Regions from separate parts of the Homo sapiens genome. Here region 1 is linked to region 2. Evidence: chromatin loops called from intact Hi-C (ENCODE). Cell type or tissue: heart right ventricle. All regions are shown on one strand. Each heading gives the region's core, and the rest is flanking DNA. Links, peaks and the distances in the headings are about the cores only.

The links. A loop is a pair of places that touch in the nucleus more often than their neighbours do. Peaks named below come from ENCODE experiments on the same cell type or tissue, not always from the same donor. Only the 100,000 strongest peaks of a DNase experiment are listed, where the experiment ranks them.
Region 1: a loop joins it to region 2, with 2.9 times the contacts of the local background. A loop is called at or near these places in 5 of 110 quality-filtered maps.

What each region holds. Positions count from the first base shown.
Region 1 is chr3:16,462,540-16,478,575 of GRCh38, reverse strand. All of the region lies in intron 2 of RFTN1 (raftlin, lipid raft linker 1), which reads left to right. It overlaps LOC124906219 (a long non-coding RNA gene), which reads right to left and starts at 5,785. Exons shown (of 3, transcript XR_007095839.1): 1 at 5,707-5,785; 2 at 1,488-1,591. RefSeq lists enhancers at 10,653-10,782, 11,023-11,152. In heart right ventricle, for the core only: no CTCF peak of the experiment used is centred there; DNase peaks (open chromatin) are centred at 5,845 and 9,619; H3K27ac peaks cover 5,459 bases.
Region 2 is chr3:16,287,807-16,303,842 of GRCh38, reverse strand. It overlaps OXNAD1 (oxidoreductase NAD binding domain containing 1), which reads right to left. Exons shown (of 9, transcript NM_138381.5): 6 at 8,846-8,987; 7 at 1,975-2,217; 8 at 1,095-1,203; 9 at 1-435. The coding sequence ends at 281. LOC107986065 (a long non-coding RNA gene) reads left to right here and starts at 2,212. Exons shown (of 2, transcript XR_001740608.2): 1 at 2,212-2,666; 2 at 3,679-7,185. RefSeq lists enhancers at 1,168-1,747, 1,748-2,329 and a silencer at 2,735-2,854. In heart right ventricle, for the core only: no CTCF peak of the experiment used is centred there; no DNase peak of the experiment used is centred there.

The sequences.
Region 1 (16,036 bases), core at 5,415-13,414, 170 kb before region 2:
TGTGAGAAAATAAATGTTGTTTTAAGCCACTGTTTTGTGGTAATTTGTTATATATTAATAATGCAGGCAGTTTATGTTAAAAAGTCTTGCTTCTATATGAGAGACAACATCATGGAGTTGTTGGGAGCACAGACTCTTGAACCAACCTGGTTTCAAATTCTGGCTCTGCTGCTTATTAGCTGTGTGAGCTTGAGAAAGTCACTTCACTTCTCTGTGCCTCAGTTTCCTTATTGGGAGATGGGAAATGTAGCTTTTGGCCCCCGGGCTCTATATTTCAGGAAGATTAGCTAGAAAGAGGTGGAAATGGGTTTTAATTGACACAGCCCACAGTCTGTGTCACAGTGAGTATAACAAAGGGGTCACATTAATAGTTTTTGTGACACTCTCAAGTCACTTAAACTCCCCCAGGAAGCTCCTGTTTGGTTGGGGACAATTTTCCAGAGGAAGGGGCAGCTGTGAGTGCTTAGCAGCCACCACACAGCACCTGGGAGATGGGAGCGATGGTCCTTTAAAGACCATCAACAAGAGTGGTCCCTACGATGTTCTTCTGCTAATCTAGAAGCAAATGATCACTGTGTTGATTTTTCCATTTTTGTCATTTCTTTGATACTGTGGAGACACATGCTTAGCATGTTTTTCTAATTTCATGCCATGGGCCTGTTGAGCAGAGCTCATCACTTCTCAGATTAAATTATATGTTTAAGAAATGCCTTCTGCGTCAACCAGTTATTCATCAGCCTGGTTGTAAGTGGCTAAGCCTGGCTTTCAGCTGTGAAAGTCAAGATTTGTGACATTTAAACATATTGATGAGATGCAAATGTCCTGTGGTTAGCCTTCCACAAGGCCCTAGCACTCATGTAAATAAATGAGAAGGAATTGGAAGTGTGGGCAGCAGAGCCCTCCCTTGAATAGGAAAATTGTTTTTTCCTGGGTGCCAGCATCTGGTCGCTGCCGTCAGTGGTAATGAGGTTTGGCTCTTCCCATATGTCCCTGATTCATTGCAGGTTGTTTATTTGTAGATACAACTTGGTTGTTTTTCTCCTTTTTCTTTTCTTTTTTTAAACTAGGTTTCCCTAATTCAGCACCACCACAGCCTCTCTAAAAATAAGCATCAAATTATTTGTCTAGGGAAACATTTTTTTAAATGATACTAGCTCTCCTCAACTTGTGAAAGTTTCTTGTGTCTTCTTGCTGTTTTCACTTTATCTGCTCTCTAGCAGAAAAATAAAATTGCATTCAATTGACACACTTTCCTGCTGGGAATTCAAGACATATTACAGCCCTATCTGTGTGTTCTCAGTTGTGATGAAACTGTGGAAAATCCCCAGCAACCTTAAATGAGATAGGTGCAGGTGATTAATCCAGTTTCAGGAAAAAAACCAAATAATTTACTCCTTTTTCCCCATTAAAGAAACAACCATGCATTGAGGTAGCTGATGCCATGTGAGCAGGAGTGTGCTTTAATGGAGGCACCATTAATAATTTACCTTAATAGTGTAATAGTTGCCATTTTTGTGACCAAAAATTTGTTTCAGCCCCTGCTTTATGGATGAAAAGTAGGATCAATTAATATTGAGTGATGACAGCCTCCCTGTGGAGAGAAAATGGGAAATCTTGGTGTCGTCATCCGCCTTATGACTAAGAAATAGCTTTTCTTAATTGTACGGAACAGAGAAACCCAGGGGGATGTAATTCATTTCTCTCCAGGCTTGCAATGTAAATTGAAAGTAAAGAAAAATAACCACATGCCAGAGTGAGGACATGAACTCAACCACTAAGCTATATCTGATTTGTAGGATTTGCTGAAAGTAAACAAACAGTTTCCCCCACGATGGTGAGTCTCCTTCGACTGTGGCATTGCTCCAAATACCTCTTATAGCACATGACCCAGGGTGTTTCTCTCTGATGGGGTAATGGAGCCCCTCTGCCTAGAAGCCTTGGGTCCCAGGTCTTCTCCCAGTTCATTCACTCTTCCCTCCCATCCTTATAGTCTCTGCCTAAATGCTAGCTTTTCAGAGAGGCCTTCTTTTACCACCTTGCCCCAAACAGCCTCTTTCCTTGCCCAACTCACTGTCAACCTCTGTTTCTATCTTATTTTCTTTGTGGAACTTACGATCATCTGAAATCATATTATTGTTTATGTGGTATTTACCATGTCCTCCAACCATAATGGTAAGCTCCATGAGGGCATGGTTTGTCCTTGTTCTCTAAGCAGCTAAATCCTTAGGGCCTCAGTGCTGAGGATGCTTGTTGAATGACTGAATGAGTGAATGATTAATATGAAAATGCAATAATTCAGAATAATTTAAAACTCTTGCACATGCACACCAGCTTTCTGTAAAGGTATATTGACTTTAAGGTTCCCCTCTGCCTTCTCCATCTTGAGCCCCTACTGGCAGAACCCAATAGAAATTCAACTGGCAAAGCGAGGATGCAGTTTGCACAGTCCTCGCCCCACCACACAGGTCAGACTTGGATCAGAAAGATGGCAACTAAATGACCAGCACAGTCCAACCCTTCAGATTCTCAGCATTCACATATCCTCCTGCACATTTTCAACTTGGCACAACAGCAGGACAGCTTTGTTTCTGCCTATGATGTGTCTATGCTTCATGCAGTATTCACACTCTTAAGGGAAGACAAAAAGTCCCAGTTGGCATGGTGTCTGTCTCTGGGTGGCATAAATTATTTTCCTGGTTCAGTCTGTAGGATATAGAATATTTATCTGGGATTGGTGGAATGAGAGGAGGAATTAACATTGCTTCAATATGGAAACCGTGACTGCTGGGACTTGGCTTTTGCCCTCAGCCAGCACCTTCTGTGGCAGAGGTTTATTTATTACCCGGTGGAATAACCTAGGGATCTCAATCCTCAGTGATTCTCTCTGTGTGTCTGTTAGTTGCTTTAGTTTTCCATTGATTTTTACTCTTGGACATGGAAGTACCAAGAGGCACTCTAGAGACTCTCCAGGTGCCAGGCATACTCTTCTCTGCCCCTGTTGTATGGCAGCAATGGCACCAGTCCAGTTTCCCTGTGGAAATTGGGATCATTCACCTCACCCAGTAGGGTAATTGCCTTCTTTGCCTTTTGTTTCTGTGGCATTGGTAGTCTAAAATAGCCAAGGGGCAATCTCAACTTCTAGTTCAGTAAAACCATTGCAGTGTCTCCTGGAGGAAGCATTCCTCTCTTGGGAACCAGCAGCTCCAAATCTGCAGATTCAAAAATTGTGGGGCTGGTAAGCAAAACTCTAAACATACTAGGTGTCTTGGTCTGTTTGTATTGCCATAAAAGAATACTTGAAACTGGGCAATTTATAAAGAAAAAAAGTTTATTTGGATTATGATTCCACCAGCTGTACAAGAAGCATGGCGTCAGCATCTGCTTCTGGTGAGGGCTTCCAGGAGCTTCCAAACATTGTGCAAGTGGAAGGGGAGCTGGTGTGTCACATGGTGAGAGAGGAAGCAAGAGACGAGGAGGTGCCATGCTCTTTTAAACAACCAGTTCTCACGTGAACTCACTCATTACCTCGAAGGAGGACAGCAAGCCTTTCGTGAGGGATCCGCCCCTATGACCCAAACACCTCCCACTAGGCCCCACCTCCAACGTGGGAGATCAAATATCAATATGAGATTTGGAGGGGACAAATATCCAAACCATATCACTAGGTTTAAGAGGAGAGGAGCCATTTTTGCTTCTACCCCTTGATGGCTAGTCCTGTGTATTCTGGCTGGGGAAGAAATAGAACTGATGCAGCTTGTATTCTTTGTCCCGAAAGAGTCCAACTTGTCAAGATGTCATCTCCCAACTGGCTCCATGGGGAATGTTGGGCTAACAAATGGTGCTTTTTAAAACAAAGTACAGAATTTTTGCAAATACAGTAGTGGCTAAGGTTCTTTTGACTTTAACACTGCATTGCATGGTGAATCAGTGGTTTAAAAATTGCATTGGAGGGGAGCCTATTTTTTTTTTCTTCACCTCTCCTTGAGTGCTTTAAAGTGGCCATCAGATGCCCATAGATGTCCAGTCTGCTGTTCCCAGCATCACTCATCACCAGAGAATCGGCTGGCTTCCTGGGGGTGTACTGGTATCTTTCTCATGGTCAGCCTTTGTTTATCTTGGGGGAGGAGGGCAAATAGCAGCAGCATTCACTAATTAATCAGCAGCTGTGTAGCAGTCCATCACCCTGCATGTCAGGGAATAGTGCTGGCAGAGTGATTAAAAGCATGGGCTGTAGTGTGGCACAGCTCTGGGCTGAGGCCTGCAGATTTGCTGGGAGACCCATCTCTCTCATTTGCTCTGTGACCTCGGATGAGTTACTTAGGCCCTGTGAGTCTGAGTTTCTTATCTGTAAAATGCAGTATATTTCCTGGCGTTGTTAGAATTGAATAAAGTCATCAGAAAAGGCATTGGTTAGACCCCTAGATAATTCTCAGTAAATGATAGCTATTTTTATACCAAATGCAAAGAAGAGTCAAATGTAAGTGCAAGATTTCCTCCCCAAGACAGGAATGATGTAAAGAATTCCTTTGAACCTTCATTCCTTCATCTGCAAAATGAGGGCGTTTGTCCTAATCAATCCCTCTCCAAGGGCTGTTGTTCACCATATTGGGTGGGCAACTGCACGATAGAACAGTGTGGAATGTGGCACAGCCCAGGTCACCAGGACCACAGGCATTGGTCAGAGAAGTCAGTGTTCACAAGGGCGAGGGCAGCCCGGAGAGGTAGGTTTCGTGCTTCTAGGACAGGGAAGGATAGGGAGAAGTGGGAGGACTTTGAGGGACTCTCCGTCTCTGAGGGAGTAGCCAGCAGGGTGGAAGAAAGTAAAAATGCCTTGTACTAATAGAATGCTTTCAAGAATACCGAGTATTTGGCCAGGTGCAGTGGCTCACAACTGTAATCTTAGCACTTTGGGAGGCCAAGGCGGGTGGATTGCCTGAGCTCAGGAGTTCCAGACCAGCCTGGGCAACACGGTGAAACTCCGTTTCTACTAAAAAAAAATACAAAAAAATTAGCCAGGCAGGGCGGTGCATGCCTGTAGTCCCAGCTCCTTGGGAGGCTGAGGCAGGAGAATTGCTTGAACCCAGGAGGCAGAGATTGCAGTGAGCCGAGATCACACCACTGCACTCCAGCCTTGGCGACAGAGCCAGACTCTATCTCAGGAAAAAAAAAAAAAGAAAAAAGAAAGAAAACAGAGTATTTTTGTGGACCTTATTTAATCATCTGACAGGAAGGTACTTCAAGTCTTACTGGATTTTTCAATAGGTGTGATAAGATGATCAATATGTGGACATTTGGCACCCCACAGCACACCCAGTCACCTGGTATCATGGAGTCTGGCCCAGTATTGGGGTGGAGGTGGTATACTGTGGTCAACAGTGTTGACCTAATTGTGCTGAAGGAATAGACAGGCAATTGCAGACTGAAAGTACTGTTTGTGTATGTGTGTACGTGTGTGTACACCATGGTTGTCCAAAGTCACTTCCTCAGAAAATCTAAATGGGAAATGAGTGTTATCGATGAGTTCATTTATAGCCAACAGATTTCCTAGTATCATTTAGAAGGGAGATGAACTTTTGGGGTCGCCCTACCTGTCTGACTCTGTGCAGATGAGGAAACTGAGGCCATTGTTGGAGAAAGAAATCTCCCAGGGCCAGTCAACCTGGTAGTGCCAGCCCCTGGAAGAATCCAGAGTTCTTGGTGACTCACCATGGCTCCACACTGGCCCCTTGCCTCAGCTTTCGGTCGTGTAACATTGTGTTAATTGCTTCAGCTTCAGGCGTCACTCCTGTGTAATGAAGAGACCAGAATGTCAGCCTGTGAAGATCATCATGTGTTGGGACAAAGCCCTCCTCCATTTCGAACAGGAAGTCACGTTCTCCTGGAGTGGGAAACATAACTGAGAATCGTTTCTGCCTTGCCAAGATTCCGCATATTAATCAGGCCGGTTGTTCCTTGTAATTCTAGAATGTTCTGGCTGAGTTCTCATCAATGCCTCCTGGTCCAGTCCTCCCACCATACACCTGTCAGAAGTTCCTGCACCCCTTTGGGCTCCTCCAGGTTTTCTGTCCTCTTCCTGGCTTGGTTGTTTGGGGTCTTATTCTGAAAACTTTTTAAGGTTCTAATTTCTTCTCACAAAACGAGAACTGGGCTAGAGGCTCTTGGCTTAGGTTTGGATCTGCCTATTTGGATGATCTCTGTTTCTTCTTTGCAGTTAGTGTTTAATACTTGTAGTTTATTTCTCAAGCCCTTCACTCGGTCACAGGGAGCAAGAGGGCTATGCAGAGAAGAACACTTTGCCTTTCTCAGTGGCTTTCCATCCCAACACCTGTTTGTTTGTTTTTTTTTTTAAAGACAAAGTCCCAAGTTTCACAAACAGGTATAACAATCCTCACATTATTCAGGCAAAGAAATGTGACTTTTCCTCTTTAACTCCTCAAGCCTTTTTTTTTTTTAACAGCTTAACTTCTTTAATGCTGTGTCAGCTGTTAGGGAAATGGGAAGGAAGAGAAAAGAAAAATGGTGAATGCAAAGAACCATATTCAGGAGGTGCTTGGTCTCTGCTTACAAAGGCTGCAGCGAGACCCCCCCATATGAAGATGCTATCGAGGATTATGTGTGAGTGAATTCTGAGGCTTGGTGTGGGCGCTGGTGAAAGTGATTGGAAATAGAAAAACACTCATGTAAAATTTTCAGGGTCACCTTTTAAAAAGGAGAGTGTCCTTCTAAACCACATCTTAAGACTTTTCAAATTCAAAGGAATAAAAAATAGTTTAAAAATAAAATATTCTGATTTCTAAAATTCATAATTTTTTGATCAAACTTGTGCCATGACAGAGCTATAATTTGTGTTTTTATGTGTGTGTTTTAGAATGCTTAAGGAACTTGGGATAACCAATTTATAGTGCATGTGTGTCTATTTAAAAACTTGTGTGAAGAAGAGTTTTAAAAATGGAAAAATAGATCCAGGTTCTACTCCCTGTTCTGTAATTGGCCAGCTGGACAATGCTGGGCAAGTTTCCTTCTCTCCCTGACCTCCTTTACAGTGGCTGCTATTTATTAAGCACTCGACTGTGCACCAAGTTGCTATGCAGGCCTGTATGTGAATTATGGCAACAATCCTGAGAGGCAGGGACCATTAATATTGATATTTTCCAATAGGAAACTGATGTCCAGAGAGGCTAAGTAACTCACCTTGGAAGAAAGCTTCTCTGTCATGAGGCTAAGATTTGAGCCCAGGTTGTCTAACTTCAGAACCAATGATGGTAACCACTATGCATACTGTCTCCTCCCACTGCATAAAGTAGACTGTGACATGTGGCCCATTTTGCGTTTTAAAATGATTTGTGGCGTAATAGGCATTATAGGCCTTGATTTATAGTCACACATTTTTGTCTTTGTGATTTATTTAACAATAGGGTTTTGATCAATCCTTGAGTGTAACTTATTCCTAGAAGAAAGATGCATATTAAAATGGTTTGCTTTATTCTGTGGTTTTTGGGAACAGATATAAAAAGTGGAGACCACTTCTATTTTTATTTTTTAGAGGTAGTGTATGTGAAACTTTCCAAAGCACTTTTTGCTTGCATATTTTACCTTTAACAACTCTGTGAGGTAGGTTGGACAGATATTGAATTTAGTTATAATAGTTATCTGGAAATTCTTGTTTGTTAATTCTAGCACCCTGTGTAACTTGGGATTGGTCTTCATTGATTGCCATTTTTCTTTAAAATGGGTAACATTTTTTATGACATTTTTGTGGTAATTTTGAATTGTATCCTGGACATTGTGACTGTGATGGTGTGGAGACTCTGGATTCTGTTATATTCTTCTGATGACTGTTGATTTTGTTTGTTTGCTTTAGCAAACAAGCAGTTGGACTCCAGCTGCCAACTCTGTCTCTTGGGTGGCAGCTGAAATTTGTTCTTTTAGCCTTAGCTGGGTTGCTTAGGGAGTACCTCGTGCATGCATGGTTCAGGAGTCTGCCAGAGATCTGGGCAGAGTTTATACACAGAATCTGGGGCTCTTTTCTCTGGCTCTCTCCTTTCTGGGGTTTTCTCTTCATATTCTACCAGCTGAAGTAGCCCTGTGTTCTGTCTTCTGTTTCTTCAAGCCAGTAAACTGTGGGTTTCTGTCCGAGTTTTAGCTGCTCCTGTGGTACCAACCAGGGCCTGCCCTTGGGCTAAAAGCCATCAGAGACAAAACCTCGCCCAGTGCAGTACTTTTCTTGCAAGTGTTGATGCCCTCCAGTATCTGCCTGCCTTGGCTTCCTCTCCAGTGCCCTCAGAAAGTTGCTTTGTTTTGTTTTGTTTTGTTTTTATGTCTGTATGTGTGTGTGTGTGTGTGTGCGTGTGTGCAGAGTTTATAGTTGTTATCTGCAGGAGACTTGATCTATAGGAGCATCCTCAGTCATACCAGAAGTGGAGCAGGAAGGACAAATATCCCCATTTTAAAGATAGACAAATGAAGGCCCAGAGAAATCCCATCTCTGGTGTCAGAACACAAGTTTCTGGGTCTGTAGCCTGGACCCCCCTCTCTTTCTGACAGATCTAGGTTCAATTTTCACTTCTGCTCCTTGCTAACCCCATGACCTTGAGCAAGTCACTTAACCCTTTCTGAGCACACAGCTCCTCTGGGTTATTGTCAGGGTGAAATGAGATAACATATCTGGAGCGGCTGGGGCAGAATAAACCTTCAGGAAATGTCCCTGTGTCAACAGAAAGGGTCCTTGGGGATGTACTTGCTGTGATTGTTTGTCCTATCTTCCCCTGGGGTTGACTTTGGCTTTGTGTCCAGTCAGTGCTGTTGTGCAAGGAGGGAAAAAGAAGTAGCTTCATGTTCAAGGTGAGCAAGCATCCTCTGGGCCCAAGGCCGTCCTCTGTGGAAGTCCTGGAGGGGCCTCAGGCCAGCATGTCTGCCCCCAAGCTCCTGGTCCTCTCTCTTCCCCCCTTCCCTCTGTGGAGCACGCCCTACCATGCTCCCCAGTGCGGCATCCTGGAGTCCCACTTTGCGTCTCCAGTTCCTTCCCGCCTGCACCAGGCATCTGTGGAAGGTCGTGCACCTGCCTTTGCACTGTCTCTTGGTGTCAGCTTGTCTTCTCCATTCCTCTAACCAGTGGCCCAGATTTGTCCAGCCTGGATAAGCATAACAGCCTCATAACTGGCTGCTGATGGCAACTCTTGCTATTGTAAAGTGCTTAATAATAATGATGATGATGATAATGATACTATTGGGAAGTATGTAATAACAACAACCGACTCACATAGCACCTAATATATACCAGTCACGCTTCGAAGTCCTTCACATATATTAATTCTTTTAATCCCCACAACACTCAGTGAAGTATATACTATGATTATGCACATTTTACAGATGAGAAAACTGCTAGGGAGTTGCGCAGCTAGGATTTGAACCTTAGTGCCTAGCTCCGGAAGCTATGCCCTTGACTTCTTCAATAGACAGCTAGATATTTTTCACATGTAACCTGTGGGATAAGGACACTGTTATTCTTGTACTTATTTGGACGTGGGATAGGCGGGAACTCAAGGATTGTTAGTGGCCTGTGGCCAAAGGAAACTCCACCTTAGTGGCCAGTGTCAGATGCGATTCAGGCAGGCTGAGTGATGGGGGGAATGGATTGGCCTTTTGGCAGTGAAGAAATGGCTGCATGCCTGCCCTAATGGGCCAGCCACAGGAAGGGGAAGCATACGTACCCTTTTCTGGCTGTGTCTAATTATGTGGCATTTTTTTTGTCTCAGTTATAAAGATTTAATTGCTCCATTGTACTGGGGCACCAGGGCCTCTTATAAGTCATCTTTTATGATTGGTGATAATTGGCTCAGCTTGAATTGGCTACAGCTAGTTGCAATTTCCTTACCATTTTTAATCTGAGATCTGATTTTAGCCTTATCTTTTTTCTGAGTAAAGTTTTTTTTTTTTTTTTTTTTACTCAAACGCTGGGTTGTACGTGAGGAAATGCGTCAGCCTCTCCCCGCTACTCCATCACTCTATTTGGGCTGATTTATGCATTAAGCATCTAATCTAAAGATAGCAAAGATATGAAAAGGCATCTTAAAGTGTTTTAATGGCTTGGAAGAGAAAATCCCACCAAAGGGAGAAACGTGCCCTTCACTCTGTCAGTGTTGTTAGGATCTGATGCCTGATCCCAGGGTGGGGACATTTTTGACAGTCATGGGGTATAGGCAGACAGCATCTAAGGGAGCCCTACTTATCTACCGGAAACTCGAGACAGAATGCAGGTACTTCAAAAACGAACGACAGTGAGGGTTTGGGAACTCCTACAGATAAGTTTCCAAATGAAAAAGATAAGAAGCCTGTCAGCTGAAAGGGAATGAGGAATGAGCCACATAAATTAAGCCGACGGAATTTCTAGAGAGTGAAGTGTGCTGAGGCATCACCAGCCGTGGGATATAAATATAGCTCACCCTGTTATCATTCTGGGGTCTGCAGTCTCCATATTGATGTTTCTATGTTTTGAGTAAGCACTTCCTGAATGTTCCAGTCTTTGAGTCTGGCAGACTTGATTTATGAAGAAAAGATGATGATAATGAATGGGAAAGGCTTGCTGAGGAATTAATTTGGGGGTAGTAGTAAGAGCGAGCCTGCTTCTCTCACCCTCTTTCCCCAAAGTGTACTCTTAGGTGGGTGCTGCCAAAATGCACGAGTGGGGTGAGGGATGAAGCTCTTTTAGACTTCCTTCCTCTGGGGTCTGCTCCCTGCTCTGTCTGCCAGAGATATTTGCTGTGAAAGGCTTTCACCCATTTCTGTCTTCTTTCCTTCCTTTCTTTATTCCTTTCTTCAACTGAACTTTGTTTCCATTCACTTGCATGCCCCTGAAGCTTTTGATGTGCATGAACTGCCGTTGGCTTTTTGCATCTCTGGTTTCCCTTCCATGGCGCACGGTCATCACCTCTTTTGGCCACTCCTCTTTGAGGGCTTTTCTCTGCTTCCCCTTAACCCTGGGCATTCCCCGGGCTCAGGCCCTGCCCACTCTCTTACAGAAGGCTCCTTCCGGGGTCAGCATGTGCTTGGCATGTTTGAGGATCACGAATGAGTCAAGTGTCTGGATCCAGTAGAGATGAGGATGAGTGGCGGGCAGCGGAGGCAGCCGGGGCCATGTCCTGTGTGTAGGGCCTGTGTGGAATGTTGTGGATGGCACTGGAGCAGTCTGAGAAGGAGGGGGCTGCATCTGGATGGCTGAGTTTGTGAGCCAAGGGGCCTCTGCATAAGTGAGGTGTTATTGACCTTGGGATCTTTCTTCCTCAAAATTGAAAGACCAAGGCACTGTGGTTTATTCTCCTGCCTTCCCTCATTTCCAATGCCATCATATCCACTTGATTATTCTTTCCAGCATCTCTCTATGCATCCGTCTGTTTCATTCCTCCCACTGGTTCCCAGGCTCAGGCCTTTAGCTCAGGAGTGGACTACGATCATGATTTCCTTCTACCCAAAACCCTCACCCCCCTTTTTGTTTTGTGTATCTCTCACACATCATTAGACTAAACGCTGCTGGTAACACATTTTTCTCCACACTGACAAGATAAGAATTGACCTTAGGCCTGCCAGTCTCTTTCTCCCACATCTGGCCTTTGCATCCATCCCCCTACTAACCATCTCCTCTTCAATCAGAGTGACCTTCCTTTTTATCCTCCCTCCCTTTGTCTGTAGCGTAATTACTGTGTCTTGACTTGTATTAGATACTCACTGTCTAGAAAGATGGACTGCCTTCCATGTTTTCAGCTATGAGAAGCGTATGTGTGTCTGTGTATGTGTGTCTCAGTGTGTGTGTCTCTGTGTACATGAGTGTCTATACCTACCTCAGTATAGTTCTTGCTTTGAGAAGCTGGCAGTCTTGTTTGGCAGACAGGAGGTATGATTTTGAAATTCGCAGGTAACAGGTTGGAAGAAACTTCTGCCTGTAAAGAAGGTTGGTTTCTGAGGATGGTTGGTGTTTTACTTTTTCCTTAAATTAGGAAGGAGCCTGAGTTCAGGCCCAGAAGGAAAGGGGTGTAATGGCTGCTTCTCTGAAACGGCCTTAAGTGTTCATCAAAGAACAGAAGGAATCCTCTGCATCTTTTTCTGAGCTTCATGAACCACCAGTTGAGGAATTTGGAGTATATGATGTTGGAGGTCACTTCATACTTCGTAATTTGGTAATTTTTGCAATATTTTTACTATCATAGGTAAATAACAACAGAGATTTCATAGATATTACATCTTTAAAAGTAAAGTAAAACACTGATTTCTTTTTTTCCCACGTAAATCCCTGAATAGGAATGCAGTCCTCATGTGTACCTGTTCCTTTGCAAGCTGGGATGAGAGGACGATGCAAGTTAAAAGTGTTCTTTGTTGCAAGAGCAGGACGTGCTAGGCAGACAGTGGCTGAAAACGGAATGTGATGAGAGATGCAAGATTGTGGTGCATGGTGTATCCTGCATTCAAGCGCTTGGACCCCAAAATTGAGCACTGGGGAGCCACAGAAGAATTCAGAGCATGAGAGTGATGTGGAGTGATGGGCATTTAAATGGCTCATTCAAAGAAATGTGAGCTAAGTTCTGCTTCTGCCTTTCTGCCTCTGGAGAAATCTAAGCGCTGAGAGAAACAACTATGGAATCTTGTCAGGGAGGCCCGAGAGCTTTTTGTTTCTCAACTTTTAGAGGAGTTTGTGTTTCTTTTTTAAGGGCATGACTCCCTTACTTTTATGAATTAGTCTTTCTCTACCTTACATCTTGCTTTTCCCGCTCAAGTCCTCCCTGGGAAAATGGAGCTCCAGGGTTGGCAAGATGTGGACATCCCCTGCTCAGCCTTCTGCACAAGGTATAGTGAAAAGAAAAAGATTAGCTGTCCCCAGCAGGTCTTTTTGGTGGGTGTGATAATTTTGGTGATCTTATAATTCTGAAATTTTTAGCATCCGTAATTGACATGGGGGCTAAATTGCACCACTCATCAGATTGTACAAACTATTAAAAAGAAGCAAATTACCATGTATTTGTATAAAGCAGAAGAGGGGAAAGCAAGTGGCCTTTCTTTTAAATTATTGTTAAGTTTCGAACTGTATTGGATTTTGGATTTTTAAAAATTATTTTGTTTAATCAGGCATGGGGTGTGTGTGTGTGTGTGTGTGTGTGTGTGTGTGTGTCCCTCTGAGCTGCCAACCTCTGTTGGGGATATTTTTTTCCTGTGCTCAGAGAATTGCCTTGATGAAAGCGTTCAGCAATCAAATGGATAAAAATTGAACACATTCTTCAGGATACTTCTCATTTTTCTTCCTTATATGTTCATTTTCTGAACAACAACAACAAAAACCTCTATGAAATACTAAGGCTTTTTTTTTTTTTACCTTGAAGTGGCATCCTTGAATAGTTGCCTTCCATTATTTGTTTTAGCAGATTTCCAAGGTGACTGCCAAAATTCCCCAAATATTCCAAAAATAGAAAGACCCTTAATTGTGTTCGCTGAGACACCTCCCTTTTCCTTACTGGGACTGTCTGCTTCAGACTCATTCCCCTCTGTCTCTCTCCTTGTTGTGTTAATCTTAAAAAATGATTGTAATAAATCATTGTGATGGGAAGCAAATTAGAAGAGTGGGGAGATGGCTGGAATAAGAATCAGGGAACCGCACATGCAATCTTCTCTCCAAAGTTAACTTGCGAGTCACTGAATGTGTCTGAGCTTCAGTTTCCTTCAAATGAAGCAGGGGCTGGCAAACTTTCTGTAAAGGGAAAGATGGTAAATATTTTGGGCTTTGTGGGTGATGTGGTCTCTGTTACAACTACTTAAATCTGCAACAGCTTTTGTAGTGCCAAAGCAGCCATAGACAATATGCACATTTTATTGGAATATGCACATGGCTGTATTCCAATAAAACTTTATTTACAAAACCAGGCAGTGGGCTGGACTTGGCCTGTGGGCCATAGTTTGCCCAACACTGGCAAACTGTGCTCTAAAATATCAGAGTAAAAAATACTGCCTTCTTCTTATTATTAGTTTATATGGGGGGGAACTAATTATGACAATGAAAACACTTTGAAAAATATAAAGGAGAAATTTCTGTTTCTGGCTAGGATTGGGTAGTTTGAGGCAAACTAATGATCCCAAGAAGAACAACAAAAACTATATAAAATACAGAAAGCAACATTCTGTTTAAATCTGGGAAGTGTTGAAACAATGAGGAGTAGGGGGCTAAAATATCAAGAAGAAGAGAACTGTGGAGAGGTGAGCTGACGATCTGTAGCTACTTTATTTTTGGGAGATTTCTAATTCTGAGTGCTGACAAAATAATGGGGACCTGGGCTTTGCTTGGACGGAATGTTGCTGCTCTGGGAAAAATAAACCTGCAGAGCGTTTGTGTTCTCTTGGGACTGGAGTGGAGAGACAAAATTGGAGCTTGAGGAGCCAGAAATGCACAGTTGGCTTTCCCTTCAAGACAGTTGCTAAATTCTGGACTGCATGGGACGAGAGGTTCGAAAGATAAGCAGAATCCCTCCGGAAAGCAGAAGGGGTGTTGAGTAATCTTCTGGTGCTGAGACAATAAGGATTTACAGTTCAGTACCTGCTTTTGGAGGTTGGGAGGGGTGGGGGCATGGTGAACACACCAGGCTCTCAGTGAAGTCCAGGAGGGCTAAGTCCTAGCAAAGGGTGTAAGCCAGGAGCAACCTGAGTCTTGTAATAGTTCCTGATTGGTTTAGGTCATCAGCCCGCACCCCCATCCCCAACTCTATTTTCCTGACAGAAGAAAGGAGAGCCATCTCTTGAGGAAGATAACTTCATCAGAAATCTTTTCAACTTTCTAATACATGATGTCTGGTATTCAATCAAAAATTATTAGGTGTGTCAATGTGACCATTCCCCAAAAATGAGAGAAAAACAAATGATAGAAACAGATTCACAGATGATCCAGAGTGAATAGAATTATATTTAGCAAAAAAGGAATTTAAAAATAACTAATTAATATGTTCAAGAAAATAAATTTTTAATGGATAAAATAGATGAAAATATGAAAAATTTAAACAAAGAATTGGAATCTATAAAGAATAAAATGGGATTTCTATTACTTGAAAAAGATATCTGCAATTAAGAACTCAATGGATAGGGTTTTAACAGAGAGATCATATGTAGCAGAAGACAAGAATAGTGATCTGGAAGAAAGGTTAATAGAAACGATTTAAGCTGAAATGCAAAGAGGGAAAAATGGAACATATAGAAAAAAGCATAAGAGACAAGTGGGGCACAGTGAAAAGTCTAAGATATGTATAACTGGAGTCTCAGAAGGAGCAGAGAGGGAGGGAATGAGACAGAAGCAGTGTTTGAGGGAGGGAATGAGACAGAAGCAGTGTTTGAGGCTAAGAATTTCCCCAGATTTGTAAGAGAGATCAACCCATAGATTCAAGAAGTTGTACAAACTCCAAGCATAATAAATAAAAAGAAAAAGCATAGAGTACTGACTGGATAAACATGTTATTTAGAAACAAACAACACACTGGCATTGTAGATTTCTGTCTCTAGTGGGTGAGAACCATTACAGGATCAGGCTCTAGCCTCATGCTTCCTGTGTTTCCTTCCCCGAACCCTTGTGTATCCTTCAACCAAACCTCTTTGCTCATTGTCTCTTGCATTCTTCCGCTTCTTTACTTTTGTTAAGCTCAATTCATAACACCAGCCCTTGGTGTTTCCGTTTTTTAGGCACCTTTATCTTTGGCTTTATCATTGTCACTGTTAACATCTGCAAGTTGTAGTTTAAAGGTCAAACGAGACCTGCACCCATTGAGGTAGTGTATTAGTTTCCTGGGGCTGCTGTCTATGACAAATTACCACACATGTGGTGGTTTAAAGCAATAGATACGTAGTCTCTTGGAGCTCTGGAGGCCAGAAGTCTGAAATCAATGTGTCAACAGAGTCGTACCCCTTCTTGAAGGAAAATCTATTCCTTGCTTCTTCCAGCATCTGGCAGCTGTCTGCATTCATTGGCTCGTAGCTGCAGCTCTCTGCTCTGTCTTCATATTGCCTTCTTCTCCATGTA
Region 2 (16,036 bases), core at 3,181-11,180:
AATCTATACTGACCAATCATGGTACATCATGAGACAATTAAATCGTTGTTAATAACAGAAAATCAGTATAGTAAAAAATAGTTTGATCACTGAGGTCTTTGCAAAAAGTTTATCATTTAAGTCTGCCAGCTGGCTTTTATTATCCAGCTGGTCACTAAGTTTATAGCCTTAAAAAATAAGACAACTCAAGTAGAGATAAAAAAAATTAATCATGCCACAAAGGACAGGAGCTCTCCTGAGTAGATCTCACCTCTTTATTTTTTCTGCCTTTGTCTGCCTCCTACCACCACTTCTCAAAGCAAATGTGTTCTTTGGGTACATGGTTGTTTTCCAGTTGCTTGGAGAAAAAGTCTGTCATTGGAGGTGGGCCACAAATATAGAACAAAGTCTCTTTTGAAATATGATCTCTTATCTCCTTCTCCGTTATTCTTCCTTCTACCAAAAACCAGAATAAACACCAAATTAAGCCAGACATGGTTGTATCAGCAAATGAGGAAGGACTAACCACAATTCAGATACAGTGTTTATTTCCAAGTTCAGTGAGTCTAGTCTTCTTAAGCCATTCACAGTATGGCTCCTATTGGCATCTGGGCCCAGACCCAAGCAGAGTGCATCTCCAGGCTTCCTAAACCTAAGCAAGCAAAGTGGGAAGCTCATCGTAATGCACTCTGCAGAAAGGGCCAGCTAGCTTACTGGTCTTTGATGGAGATACAAATTGCCTTCAGCAAAGGAAGTAACTGTTTTATAAAAATCCTTTCAGAGGAAATTATGAGTTGTTTAAATGACCATTAATGGCAAATGGAATCAATTCAGCCAAATCTGGAATATAAATTATTTGTATGGACACTACAGTGATGATGCAAAGGCCTCTTAAAAAGTGTGAAAAGTACACTTTTAACACAGGCAATAGGAAACCTGTATATAATGAGTAAACCCAACTAAATATCCATTTTTCCATGAGGAATCATCCCAATTCCCCAGATAGTGACATTCCCAGCCAGCAGCTTCCAACAATAAAGCATCTACGCTCAACCAACTGGTGTGTCCATCAAATAACTGCATGGAGATAGTCAAAATATCTTTAGGGGACTCACCCGTGATGTATGGCTTGAGTTCCGCATTGATTTGTGTAGTCTGTTTTGTAACATGCAAACTGCATGCAATCTTCTCAGGAAATTCATTTACTAAATCAAGGATATTTTTCTGGAATGTCAAACATATTTGGTCACACTACAATTTTAAAAAATCAAAACAGATGTGCACAACCATTGACGCTGAACCTCAACTCCCATTCTGCACACGTCTGCCGCTCTCGCTCTCTACTTAGAGAGATATTGTTTGCAGCCTAGCAGGCCAGAGCATTCAGACTACAGAGGGCTATTTGGCTTTAATTGAAATCTGAATATGCTAACAAGCATATTACCAACTCTCCGGGAGTTTTTTCTTTTTCCTTTTTCTCAAGCATTGGCAATTAAGCAGCAGTTTCACTGACCACAGTTGTGTCTTTTAACTGTTTCTGTTCTTTTGTTCATTCCTGCAGCTGCAAAGCAATCCCCAGTGAAAGCTTTCTTCATCAAATGCACTTAGTTTAAACAGATGCAACTGACAGGGGTTTCATTTACCCAGCTGGGTCCAAACTGTCTAAGTCTTACCTACTCCTGTGATACACTAGTCCACTGTAGGTCTCTTGACTGGAATCTCGGGACCCTTGTGACTTTTCTGTTCATTTAACCTCCAGATTCCATCCCACCAAAACCTACCCTTTCCTGTCACCTAACTGCTAGCCTCTTCAACACTAGCAGTTTTACTTGTCTTGGGTAAGGTGTGTTGGTTAGTTCTCATTTAAGCATGATTAAATCTTGCCAAGCCTTTTGTTTGAACCTTTGCAGAGAAAACAAAACCTAGAGAAAAAACTTTCATGAACAATTAATACCACTACACAAGTTTGCTTACAGCAAGCTATACCTCCCTTACCTTAAACAGGAGTTCGCTGGTATTTTTTGCACTGTAGAATAGTTTTATTGTTCCTATCTCATATCCATTTCTTTTGTTTGCCTGCTCTCTGAGGAGATCTGCTGCGTGCCGCAGGATGGAAAGCAGAGGGTTAATTCCGACTCCTCCTGCAATCAACACGAGGTTTCTAGAGGCATCCGCAGGCTGAGGGTCAAAGAAGAACTCTCCACCCACTCTCACAGCCACTTCACAGTCAAGTGTACACTAAGGCAGGAAAGAAAAGACCTTTTAGTCTTTTGTAGCAAAGGTCTTAAACCAAATGTTCTACTTTAATAAAACTGGGTCTATCTCCTGTATTATCAGTATTTAAGACTATTTTTATAGCTTGCTCCCAATTTTCCCGATGCCCTGTGAATTGATTCCACTTGCTCATTTTATAGGCCACAGGCTAATCCACCTTCGTAATCCATAATGAACAGCCATTCCAATACTGAGAAAAGGAGATGTGCTTCAGTGATTTCACCATTTGTTAACTTCTTAGGCGATGAACTGGATTGAGGAAAGAGGCAATGGACTCAAAGGCAGGGTACAGCTCTGAAGTATGGGTCTCCTTTATCTGAGTTGTGTTCCTGTGTTCTAACCAAAGCTGAGAGAAACAGGATGTGGCAAATGTCACTAGACTGCCTGCCCTGGGTTCATCAAGGCTGAAAAGTGTAAGTACTGGTGCTCCTTCTTGATCCTCAGTAAGGCACAGCCAGACCAGCTCTACAGGCTTAGACCAGCCCTGTAGTACTGTTCAGTGCTGTTCCTGTCTCCCTAGAGAAACAAGAACAGGCAGCCAGAGGCTTCATACTAGGGAGTATCACATAGACCTATCTAGATAAAGCACCTATTTGGTGAGGTCACTTATGCCCGTAATACCATCAGAGTTGAATGTACTGTTTTTCTCAGTGGGGGTGCTACTGCTTCTGATGAAGGTGTTTGGGAAACTTGTGATGACATTTTTTATTGTCACAATGATTTGGGGAATCCAACTGGCATTTAAAGGGCAGGGCCAGAGATGCTAGAGATCCTACAAAATTCGTGGTTTCCCAGAGCTGGCTCCTACTAAGCTGGTGGTCAAATCTACAGGAATTTTGTGAGAAAGTTCCTACTGGTAGTTTGAAATCAGCCATTGTAGGAGTACTTACAGCACAGAAATCAGCAAATGATACAACTCAGATAAATTCAGACAGCTGGTTTGCCAGCACACCATTATCTACAATGCACAAGACTGTCCTGCACAATGACTTGTGAATGGCCCAAAAGACGTTCTTGTAGGTGAAAACTGGTTTATAATGATCTGAGACTAGACTCTAGCTCATTTTACAAATAAACTCAGTAGCCACAGTGTAGATTACACTTTGTTGTGTTCAGAACTTAACCAAGCATGTTCACTGTTCTGGAAAACCACATTCCACTTAGTGACATGTGTCACCCACACAACACATCTTTATCATCTGCATTTGTAGACAGTGTATTCACGGTGATTCTATGTTTAGGAATAGCCATCTGATTACTTCATTCTATCTTCCAGTTAGATCTGCCTAACCATTTATATTTTAAAATACATACTCTTTGATTATGGATCACTTTCTTTTATTTCTCCTTTGTATTAGTTAGAGAATTATGTTATTTAAAAAAAAACCTATGGGTACATTACATTAACTATGACTTTCATTTCAGGACAGTTCTAGAAAGGAGCATTGGATCTGACCGAGTTGGTAATCCCTTGTTTGGAAAAAAACCACTGATCTAGGAGTCAAAAGACTGAATTTTAATCATAGCCCCTATGAAATCCAGCAAGTCCCTTAAATTCTGAGCCTCATCTGCCACCCCTGGAAAATGGGTACCAGCACCTGCACTGCCCACCTCACAGGGTTGGTGTGAACATGAACTGACTCACAGTGGGTGGAACTCCCGAGTATCTGGCTCTACATAAGAAGGAATTTTGGTCATTGCAGCTGTCACAAAAGAAAAAGTGCTGGCAATACCAGCTTCCTTCTTCCCTGTCACTAAAAAACAGATTCTAGGAATAAAGAAACTTGTATTAAGAGCATAGGTTTCTCCCATTACACGTTCCTGGCATAAATCAACTAAATGAATGCCCTCCTAAGAAGTAATAACACATCGCGTGCTTTTTGAGAACCAAACCCTTAGCATTCACACCTTGGCACCTTGCATGTCAGGTGAGCAGTAGGTACTTCTGGACATGAATTTAATTTGGTCTCTGCAAGTTAAAGTTGAGTTAAATTTAGAGAAGATCTAAGAAAAATGAAAATTATTTGAATTCACAAAAACATGTCTTTTTTGGTAAAGAACTGTTAAATGAATGGATACTCTTTCAGGGGAAAAAATGTCTGAACCTCACTATTTTAAATATGTGGGAGATTTTTACATGAATGGTGATAAGTGGGTTTTCATTTTTGACAAAAGAAATTAGCAGCAAGGGAGCATTCAGTTAGGAATAACTAAAATCTAGGAACTGCTACAGTGGCTACCAAAGTGCTTTAAAATATTCTTTCCTTTCAAGTCTCAAAAATAGAATTTAAGATACAAGAGGCTCTGCCTAACGATGACAATGAATTTCATCTCCTATATCCTCCTTCCCTCCCTCTCTTGCTTGCCTGTGCAGTTCTCTCTTTATCTATAAGAATCAGAGTGAAAGAGACTGAAATAATTTTCTCCAGTGGCCATCTTTGGCATGCTTAGTAATGACAACAAAGAAAGCCTCTAGGTTATTGTTTTTAGAAACCAGAGTATTTTCAACTCTAAAGTTGGCAAGAAAATGTGCCCCAGGGAAAGATAATATTCAAGAAGCCTGTCTTATCCTTGACGACAAAATAATCTTCGGTAGGTCTGTATTCTGATTTGGTAGCATCCGGGAAGAATTAAAAGCCATCTTTGTCTTTTTGTTGATCAATAAAAACTGCGAGGGTAACACGAACACAAGACTCAAAGTACTGTACACTGTAATATGTAAGTGAATAAAAGGACATTACCTTCAATTACACAGCAATGTATCTAATTTTGGTATAGATTTTCTACTTGTGAAATAAACAACCTTTCCACAGCAACTGGAGCTGAGCACACAATAGCTGTCTAGAACCCTTTACCCTGCCAAGAGCTTGAGCCAAAGCAGATAAAATAAAGGAAGACGTTTATGGCACTTTATTCCATGTCTCAACGGTGCAGCCTGCTGCCACCCAGACACTCACGTGCCTCCATTGTCCACTCGAATGGCTTAATAAGACAAATCCTCAGGAGGAAAATAGCCACCTGAAAATGATTCCAAGAAAAATCTGACTTCATAAAGGCTGTTTGCAACTCCCACTGGGCAGAGTAGAGCAGGCACTACAATTAGGATGTGCATTCAGGCAATAACACTTTGAGATTTTCTACAGCCTGTAAGAATAAGTTTCTTCACTGAAATGCCAATGAGGCATGAAACCAAGCAGGAAGCTGTGGACCAGGACCAGGCCAGGTCGCGTGAGAAGCTAAGGATAACAGGGAGGATGGGGAGATGTTCATGGCACTAGGAACTGGGATGGCTATGCTTATTTCAACTCTGAGCAAGGGGCATGCAGATACCTCGTTGCTCTCACCCCAGCAGCATATTTTAGCACCTCTAGGAGCAACCTAGAGCCAGTAATGAGGGGAAAATCCAGAGACTCCAAAAAGCAATGAGGCAGCTGAGGCCACACTGACGGAGAGACTCAGAAGGTTGCAGGGTAAAAATGTGACAGGATACATTTACAATGGAAATGCCTACACAGGCATCTGGGGGTTATCCTGGACAGACACAACTTGACGTGTAAACCACAAGAATATATTATGTTGCTCCTGCACATTTTTAAAAACTTATTTTAAAAATTTCCTTAATAGAAATCTTTTTCTTTTGGTATACGGTTCTATGAATTTTAACACACATATAGATCTGGGTAACAATCATCAAAATCAAAACATATATTAGTTCCATCACCCCCTGAAAATATTCCCCTGTGCTATCGATCCTACCTTTACAGTAATCTCAACCCCAGTCAACCACTGGTTTCCCATCATTATATCTTTGTCTTCCAGAATGTGACAAAAATGGGATTTTACAGTATGTAACCTTTTGGGACTGCCTCCTTGCACTCAACAGAATGCCTCTGAGATTCACCCACATTGCTGCATGCATCAATAATTCATCTCTTTAATAGTCCCTTGTATGACTATATCACAAGTTATCCATTCACCTGCTGAGGGACATTTGGGTTGTTTCTAGAAGTTTTTAATAATTATGAATAGAACTGCTATAAATATTCATGTTATGCTTTTATATAAACATAGCCTTCATTTCTCTAAGACACTCAGAAGTGGTATTGCTGGGTCATATGTTAGGTGTATGTTTAACTTTATAGAAAACTGCTAAAATGCTTTCCAGATCGGCTGTACTATTTTGCATTCCCACTAGCAATATAAGCAATATATGAGAGTTCCAGTTGCTCCACATCCTTGCCAACGCTTGGTATTGTCAATATTTTTAATTTTAGACATTAGACTAGATCGTAGTGGCATCCCACCACATATGGTTTTAATTTACATTTCCCTCAGGGTTAACGATGTTTCAATACCTTTCATTGCTTATTTGCCATCATCATATCCTTTTTTACTGAAGTGTCTGTTCAATCCTTTGTCCATTTAAAAAAATCATGTTGCTTGTTTCTTTTTGTTGACTTTTGAGATTTCTTTATATATTCTAGATTCAAGCCCTTTGTTAGATATCTGATTTGTAAATATTTTCTCCTAGTCTGTAGCTTGTTTTTAAATTGTGTTAAATGCCTTTTGTAGAAAAAGTTTTACTTTTGACCATGTCCTATCATCAACCTTTTTTTTGATGGATCTTGCTTTTGGTATTGTGTTTAAGAATTTTACCTACCCTCAAGTTCCAAATATCCCATTTTCTTCTAGAACTTTTATAGTACCATGTTTTACATTTAGATCTACAATCCGTTTTGAGTTAATTCTGAATATAAAGTATGAGGTTTAGGTTTAGGTTGAAGGTTTTTGGTTTTTCGTTTTTTTGTTTTTTGCATCTAGATGCAAAATTGTTCCAGAACTTTTGTTGAAAAGTTTATCCTTTTGCCTTTCAATTTTTCCATTGAATCTACCACCTTTGTCAAAAATAAAGTGACCATATATGTCAGTCTATTTCTGAACTCTTCATTCTGTAACATTATTTGATGTGTTTCTCTCCTTTCACCAATACCATACTGTTTTGAATGCTGTAGCTTTATCTTAAATTTGATTAAGGTGATTCTTCTCACTTTATTCTTCTTTTTCAAAATTGTTTTAGCTATCCTAGGTCCTTTTTTGTTCCATATAAATTTTAAAATCACTTTGTCCATATCTATAAAAAATCCTGTTGAGATTTTGATTATTGTTATGTTAAATCTGTAAATCAATTTAAGGAGAACTGACTTCTTTACTATGTTGAGTTTTCCAATCTATGAACACAGTACATCTCTCTATTTACTCATGTCTTCTTTGATTTCTTTCATGGGATTGAAATGAACTGTGCTTTTTTTTGGACTATTTGCAAGAGGGTCCTACATTGGGGGATGGGCCAGAGAGTATCCTAAGCTAGCTGGTTTTCACAACATAAAAGCTCTCTTCAGCTACTACAGGACATATTAGTTCCTACAAACATGATTTGCCTGTGTGATTCTTTGCGTGCCTTCTCTCCTAACTGAACCTTGCTGCGTTCAGGTGGGCCTTCTACAGCCACAAAACGCAACTGTGTTTCCATACCCTCTTTGCAGGCAAGAGCTGTAAGTCCCACCCCACTCCCTCATGTATTTTTGTTGGTGCTCTATGAAATTTGCTACTCGGCCTCTCTCCTCTACTTATTTCCATGTGGCTCCTACAGAAACCCAAAAATTCTCTGCAACCTTTAAAAATATACTACAGTGTGTTTCCAAGTTTTGCTGAAAATAGAGGTTTTGTTTTCTTTTTCCTTCATTGATTTTCAATGATTTCCAGGAAACAGGAAAATGCTGTTTTTGAAGCCATATTTATACTGGTATGTGTTTTTGGTAAAGAAGGTAAGAAAATGCCTGGTTGGGATGGAGGTTGTTGGTAAATATAGAAGACACTCTTGCAATGAAGAGGAAGTGAAAGGAAAAGGAAAAGAATAGAAAAAGCAATAAGTGAAAAGGATAGAAGGGTCAAAAACTAAGACAACGAGTAACTGATCTGTTCTGAGCTCATTCTTTGTTATCAGAGTTCTAGTAGGTAATGACAGGCAGCTTCTGTAGGATTGTGTTGAGCCCTGTGGTGAAATAAGAGTTATTAACAGCAATCAAATTGGATTCTCTCTCAGAATCCCGAGTGAAGAGCTTTCCAGACACTGAAATAGAGAGGCAATGGCACCGTGGATTTAGCTGTGCTCACCTCTGGGAAGAAGCAGTACTATGTAATCAGATAGTTTCCCCTCCAAAAATGACAGAATAATAATTTAATTCCCTTTATTTAGGATGGTTAGGACAAAATAATCTGATTTATAGATTTACCATTTACATGACACAGAGAGCCAACTTTTTAGAACTTGTCTAAAATATAAAATATTTTAATTCTAAAGCAGTATTCAACTGAATACCGTTTGGTGACCCAGAAAATACTTCCAGATCCCAAAGTCTCTGACTCATACTTAATGCATCAAAGTTTCTTTGACCTTTCTTAGAAGCTCTTTCTGGGCATGTACCCTTTTACTCAAGCCCAGGTTTCTTAGGTGAATCAAATGAGCTTAACACAAATTTTGTGGGTGGCAGAGATACCCAGATCATCGCGTTTAAACAGGCAGTGTGCTTACCGTATTGTGAACCCAGAGGGCAGGAGGGTGGTTCGTATATTTCACTGCCAATTCTATCACTCTCTCTTGTTCTAGCAGTCTGGGACTGGAGCATATTGAAAACCCACCAACCACAGAGACTCCTGGAATAAAGAAATCAACCCTAAAAAGAAAGCCAAATAAATGATTATTGTTGAAGCAATTTTAAAAATTGGTAAATTAAACAGAATTGACAAACCTTTGCAAGACTATGAAAAAAAATTACTAAAATCAAGAATAAAAGAGGAGATATCATCACAAAGCTTATAGAAATAAAAAGAATTATAAAGGAATTCCATGAACAACTATATGCCAAAAAATTAGCTAACTTACATGAAATGCACACATTCCTAAAATGACATAAACTACCAAATCTGACTCAAGAAGAAAGAAAATCTGAGCAGACCCATAACAAGTTAAAGGATTGAGTTAATAATTTTAAAACTTCCCACAAAGAAAAGCTCAGGCCCAGGCCAGTCGCAGTGGCTCACGCCTGTAATCCCAGCACTTTGGGAGGCCAAAGCAGGTGGATCCCCTGAGGTCAGGAGTTTGAGACCAACCTGACCAACAGGGTGAAACCCCGTCTCTACTAAAAAAAAAATACAAAATATTAGCCAGGCGTAGGGACGCATGCCTGTAATCCCAGCTACTTGGGAAGCTGAGGCAGAAGAATCACCTGAACCTGGGAGGTGGATGTTGCAGTGAGCCAAGATTGCGCCACTGCACTCCAGCCTGGGCAACAAGAGCGAAACTTCATGTCAAGAAAAAAAAAAAAAAGAAAGGCTCAGGTCCAGATGGCATCCTGTTAAGTTCTATCAGACATTTAAAAATTAATACAAATCCTTCAAAATCTATTCCAAAAACAGAAGAGAACACTTCTCGACTCATTTTATGAGGCCAGTATTACCCTCATACCAAAGCCAGACAAAGACATTGAAAGAAAACTATAGACCAGTATCCCTTCTGAATTTAGGTACAAAAATTCCAGGAATACAAGGTTGGTTTAACATCTGAAAATAAATAAATGTAATACACCACTCAGTAGAATAAATGACAAAACCCACATGATCATCTCAATAGTCAAGAAAAGACATTTGACAAAATCCAACACTTTTTCATAACAAAAATACTCAACAAATTAGGAATAATTGGGAACTTTCTCAACCTGATAAAGGGCACCTACAAAAGACCCATAGCTAACATCCTACTTAATGGTGAAATGCTGAAAGTTTCCCCCCTAAGAGAAACAAGATTAGGATGTCTACTTTCACCACTCCAACTCAACATTGTACTAGAGGTTCTAGCCAAAGTGAGTAAACAAGAAAATGAAATAAAACGTGATCAGAACAACTAACATCCTACTTAATGGTGAAAGGCTGAAAGTTTCCCCCCTAAGAGAAACAAGATAAGGATGTCTACTTTTACCACTCCAACTCAACACTGTCCTAGAGGTTCTAGCCAAAGTAAGTAAACAAGAAAATGAAATAAAAGGCATTCAGATTGCAGAGGTGGAAGCTGCAGATGGTATGCTGTCATATATAGAAAATACTAATGTATTCACTAAAAAGATATTAGAACTAATAAATTCAAATAAGTTTGCAGGATACAAGATCAACAGACAAAAATCAACTGTATCTCTATACACTAGCAACGAACAATCCAAATGTGAAATTTAGAAAACCAATTACACTTATAATAGCATAAAAAAGAATAAAATAATTGGGAATAAATTTAACAAAATAAGTGTAAGACTTACACAGTAAAAACTACAAAACACCATTGGAAAAAAATTAAAGATCTAAGTAAATGGAAGCATATTCCATGTTCATGGCATGGCAGACTTAAATATTGCTAAGATGGCAATACTCCTCAAATTGATCCACAGATTCAATGCAATACTTACTAAAACCCCAGGTGTTTTCATTGTAGAAATTGACAAGTTGATCATAAAATTCATATGGAAATTTGAGGAACCCATAATCATCAAAACAATCTTGAAAAAGAAGTTTACATTTGTAGGACTCACAGGTCCTGATTTCAAAAGTTACTACAAAGCTACAGTAATGAAAATGCTGTTGTACTGACATAAGGACAGACATGTAGATCAATGGAAAAGAACGGAATGTCCAGAAATAAAGCCTTAAATTCATGGTGAATTGATTTTAGACAAGGCTGCCAAAGCAATTTAATGGCAAAAGAACAGTCTACTCAACAGTGGCACTGGGAGAACTGAATAACCACATACAAAGAATGAATTTGGACCCCTATTTCACAACATATACAAAAATTAAGTCAAAACAGAGCAGAAACTTAAATGTAAGAGCTAAAATTATAAACTCTTAGAATAAAACACAGGAGTAAGACTTCATGGCAATGGCTTCTTAGATATGACCCCAAACCAAAAGGGTTGGAAAAAAAATAGAGAAACAGATTTCATCAAAATTTAAAACTCTGTGCTACAAATGTTATCATCAAGAAAGTCAGGGCCAGGCACAGTGGCTCATGCCTATACAAATCCCAGCACTTTGGGAGGCCGAGGTGGGTGGATCACCTGAGGTCAGGAGTTCGAGACCAGCTTGGCCAACATGGTAAAACCCCGTATCTACTAAAAATAAAAAAATTAGCTGGGCATGGTGGCAGATGCACCTGTAGTCCCAGCTACTTGGGAGGCTGAGGTAGGAGAATCACTCGAACCCAGGAGCAGAGGTAGCACTGAATCGAGATCGTGCCACTGCGCTCCAGCCTGGGCGACAGAGTGAGACTCCATTTCAAAAAAAAAAAAAAAAAGTTAAGAAGACAATCTACATAATGGGAAAAATATTTTTAAATAATATATCTATTAATATTAAGGTTCTTGTATTCAGATTATATAAAGAACTCTTACAACTCAGTAATAAAGAGACAACCAAATAAAAAACTGACAAAATACTTTAAATTAATATTTCTTCAAAGAAGACATATAAATGGCTAATAAGCACATGAAGAGATGTTCAACATCAATAGTCATTAGGGCAATGTAAGTCAAAATCATAATGAGCTGGCAGTTCACACCCACGTGGATGGCTATAATCAAAGAGACAAACAATAGTGTTAGGGTCTGGAGAAATTGGAACATTTATACATTGCTGGTGGGAATGTAAAATGGCACAGCCACTCTAGAAAACAATTTAATAGTGCCTGAAAATGTTAGTTAGTTAGCATATGACCCAACAATTCCATGCCTAGGTTTAGACCTAAGACAGGTGAAACTGTATGTTCACTCAAAAACTTGTACATGAATGTTCATGGCAGCATTATTCACAATAGCCCCAAAGTGGAAACAATGTAAATGTCCATCAGCTAATGAAGATATAAACAAAATGTGGCATATCCATACAATGGAATGAAGTACTGATACAGGCTACAACATAGATGAACCCTGAAATCATGTTAAGTGAAAGAAGCCAATCACAAAAAGACCACACACTGTATTGTATGATTCTGCTGGTATAAAATGTCTATAAGAGACAAATCCATAGAGACAAAATAGATTAGTGGTCATCTAAGCCGGGCAGGAGGATAGGGAATGAATAAGAATCATTACAGAGTTTCTTTCTGGGATAAAAATGTTCTAAATGTGATTGTGCTGATAGCTGCACAACTCTGTTAATATACTAAAACCTCTGAATTGTACACTTTAAATGTTTGAATTTTATATGAATATATCTCAACATAACAGTCTTTTTAAGTTTTAAAAAGTATGAAAAAAGGGTCAAGAAAAGCAACAAAAACTCTCCCACTAGTATTTGACAGACTTAATAGGCCGATATGGCCTCTGAGTTACACAAGTCTTAACGTTTCCTTCTTTTCTTCTAACCACATCCTGTAGTCTAGAACTCCTGGGTTTCAAGCTTTCAATAATTCTATGCCACAGAAACCCTTTTTTGGTGAGGATTCTAGGAAATGCAATAAACCTAGTCACATACCAAGAAAAATGTATTGGAACACAGAACCACAAAAAATTCTCATCCCCATATCTGGGAAACATAAACATCCAATCTAGGTGTTTCACAGCCATCACAAGAGCAAAAAGTATCATCCTTCCCCAGTTGCTTACCTACATACAGGCCTAAAAGAAAAGCAAAAGATGTTCTCTAATCTGATCTATGACCTTAAAAAAATATTCTCCTGCAGTCTATGGCCTTACATTTCCAGTCATTTATTATAAGTGTTTAAAAACCAGTTCTGGATTGGAAGTGCTCCAGAAAAGGTCTTTGGCCAACTTTAACCTATTTTCACTTGACTCTTTTCCATGAGTACTTTAACTTTCTTTTCATTTCTGACAAGATAAAAATTTAAAAGACTATCGTTAGCATTTGTTAACACAGTTGCTATATGCTATCACAGAGGAGGTATACAAAAATCTCCATTATTTCCATGTTTAAAAAATAAATACATTAATAAGCTACTTTTGCTGCTTCATCTCCTGAACTACAGTGCCCTCTGCTGCTCAATGCTGATGAAGGCCATTCTCTCAGTTGAATGAAAGGGAACCAACCCTCTTCTCTAGTAACTCTGGAAAGCTACCTTTGGAAAAAAAGGACTCCTTCATTAAAAAATACAGAAGAATTTAAGTTACATAAAAACTTCATCTGAATGGATTTAAGAAAATATGCACAATACATATTTCATAAAACATCTGTCCAAGAAAGAATTATACCTTAAACACACACCTTTAAAAATGTCCTTTGCAGGATGAGCACTCTTGGAGCCATGAGTTAAAGCCCTTACTATATACCCAATGAGTGAGTGTATGCAGAAGGAGCCTAGGTGCGCGGTGAAGCAGTGGATGTCCACATCCAACCATGACACACCAGGCAGCCAGGTCCTGTCCACAAAGGGAGCCCCAGTGCCAAGCACACAGCAGCTATACTATGAGATCCCAGAACTCTTTAGTCCTTGCCTACAGTTCTCAGAGCCCCTCACTCATTCACTTAATGCAAACATCTAAGAGAGCACCTGCCTACCATATACAGGCACTGTGGTACTTGCTGGAGGTACAAAGATGCACATATGTCTTAGTTGCTGCCCTCAATGAACCCACTCTAAGAGGAGGAAAATTAACAAATACATACAATTAAATGGGCAATGATAAAATCTGCTTAGCGTAGCGAGGCAAGGCAGAGGAAGGAGGAGTCAATTCTACCAGGAGTACAGGAATTAAGAAAGACTTCACAGAAGAGATGCCCTTTAAACAGTCTTAAAAGACACACAATGCTTACCAGATGAGTAATGGGGGAGGACACAGTTTGAAAAAGATGCCAAGGAATACAGTGCTATGTTATGTGCAGTCCTGTGAGAATCAGGGCTGCCACACATGCTTGTGTAGGTTGCAAGGATATTATCTATCTACAGTGTGGCAGCCCTGCTCAAGGGTAGGTATAAAGTCTTATTTCTCTAATCTTGCTCCTCCAGTGTTTCTTCTTGGTGTCCTCTTTCTCTCAGCAGGGCTCAAAGTTGCTTTCTAGCATCTAAACTTATGTTATCTTGTAGAAAGTCAGACACACTAGGACCAGGAATTCCCTCCACTCTGTGAAAATGCTTTGGCCTTACTTCCCCTCAGGAGGCAAGCTATACCCAGCCAAGTGTGGATTGAGTACTGACTGGGGCATCAGTGGTGACATGGTGGTGATAAGCCCCCACTCCTGCCTGGCCTGCCACTCTTCCAATCAACAGCTTCAGTGCAGGGAAACTGACCAAGGAGATAAGAATTGGAATCTGTCCCCTGGGCCTTATCAGCACATATGATCTAACTGAATGAAATACTTATTAGCAATAACAAAAGCTAAAATCAAACAAATGAAGTTAACAGTAGGCATTATGCTAAACACTTTAAATATCCCAAAACGTAGGAATACTACTGCTCCCTCTTTGAAGATATGAGAACTGAAGCCCAGACAAATAAGGAAACTGACCACATCACAGAGCTGGCTGGTAGAAAGCAAGCATGTGAGCTGAGCAGTCTCCAGGGCACTAGGCGACAATACACTGCTACCCACAGTAGCATAACCAATGCCAGAGGCAGGCAGTGAGCACCACAGCCAAATGTGAATCTAGAAACTCAGGGCAGCTGCACACTGTGTGAGGACCAGTGGTGGCATGCTCCAGACCCAAGAGTGAGTGCCAAGCTTTCCACCCCAAGGGAGGAGGAATTCTGGTCAAGGGCAGGCCTCACCAAGGAGCTAGCAAGTGGTAGGCCTACTAGTAAGATGAACCAAGAAGTTCAACCCTGCTCATGTGAGAGATGTTTTGAGGTGGTTCTGCCTTTGGCCTTTCTCTCGGGATTGGATTGCTACAGTTCTTGGAACTGGTTTATTGCTACAGGAACCAGCCCTCTCTGCAAGGCCCAGTAAGAATACAGTGTAGTGCAAAAAGAGCCCCTTGAGGCCTATATCTGATCTATGCTGAAGGTGTCTACATGGGGATCTGTGGCCAAAGCTCCAGCTAGTCACAGACAACATTCATTTATTTAGTTAGAGTTGTGCCTGGAACCTCATTCTCAGAGTTTGGTAGGTGTCAGAGGAAGCCACTGGTCAAAAATTCAGAGATGTGGAATCACGGCCCAATCTCTTACCCCAAAGATAAGCCCAACAGCAACCCTCTCCTTGATTTCTAGCAGCTCTCCAGTCTGATAATCCTACCTACACAAACTGCATGGCAGCCACATCCTCACTTCCTATCCCTAATCCTTGCCCTCTTCTCCAAAGTACCACATGGCTGTTACTACCAAGCTGATGGTCTGAGACAGCCTAGAGCACAAAGCCATTCAAGCAACAGCATGGAAGGGACAGACACCGCCAACCTCAGCAAAATGGCCATTCTGTGACCATAAGGTCAAATATCAAAAGGAACTCACAACCCCTAGAACCATAAATCAATGGTAAGGGTAAAATTTGTTGAAAGAGGAGGGCCCAGGGGCCTGGAATGAATGCTGATCAACACCTGGGAGGGAAAGCGTCACACACTACCAGCCAGTGATCCTTACCCGCCAAGTCCGACCTCCGAAGAAGTCTGACAGGCACATACGAAAACCAGGCCTAAATTCAGTGAAATGGCCAAATCCATTCATTGGGATGGTATACATGACACCAATCCCAAATCATTTCATCTTGAGAATCACAGTAGGACTCTATT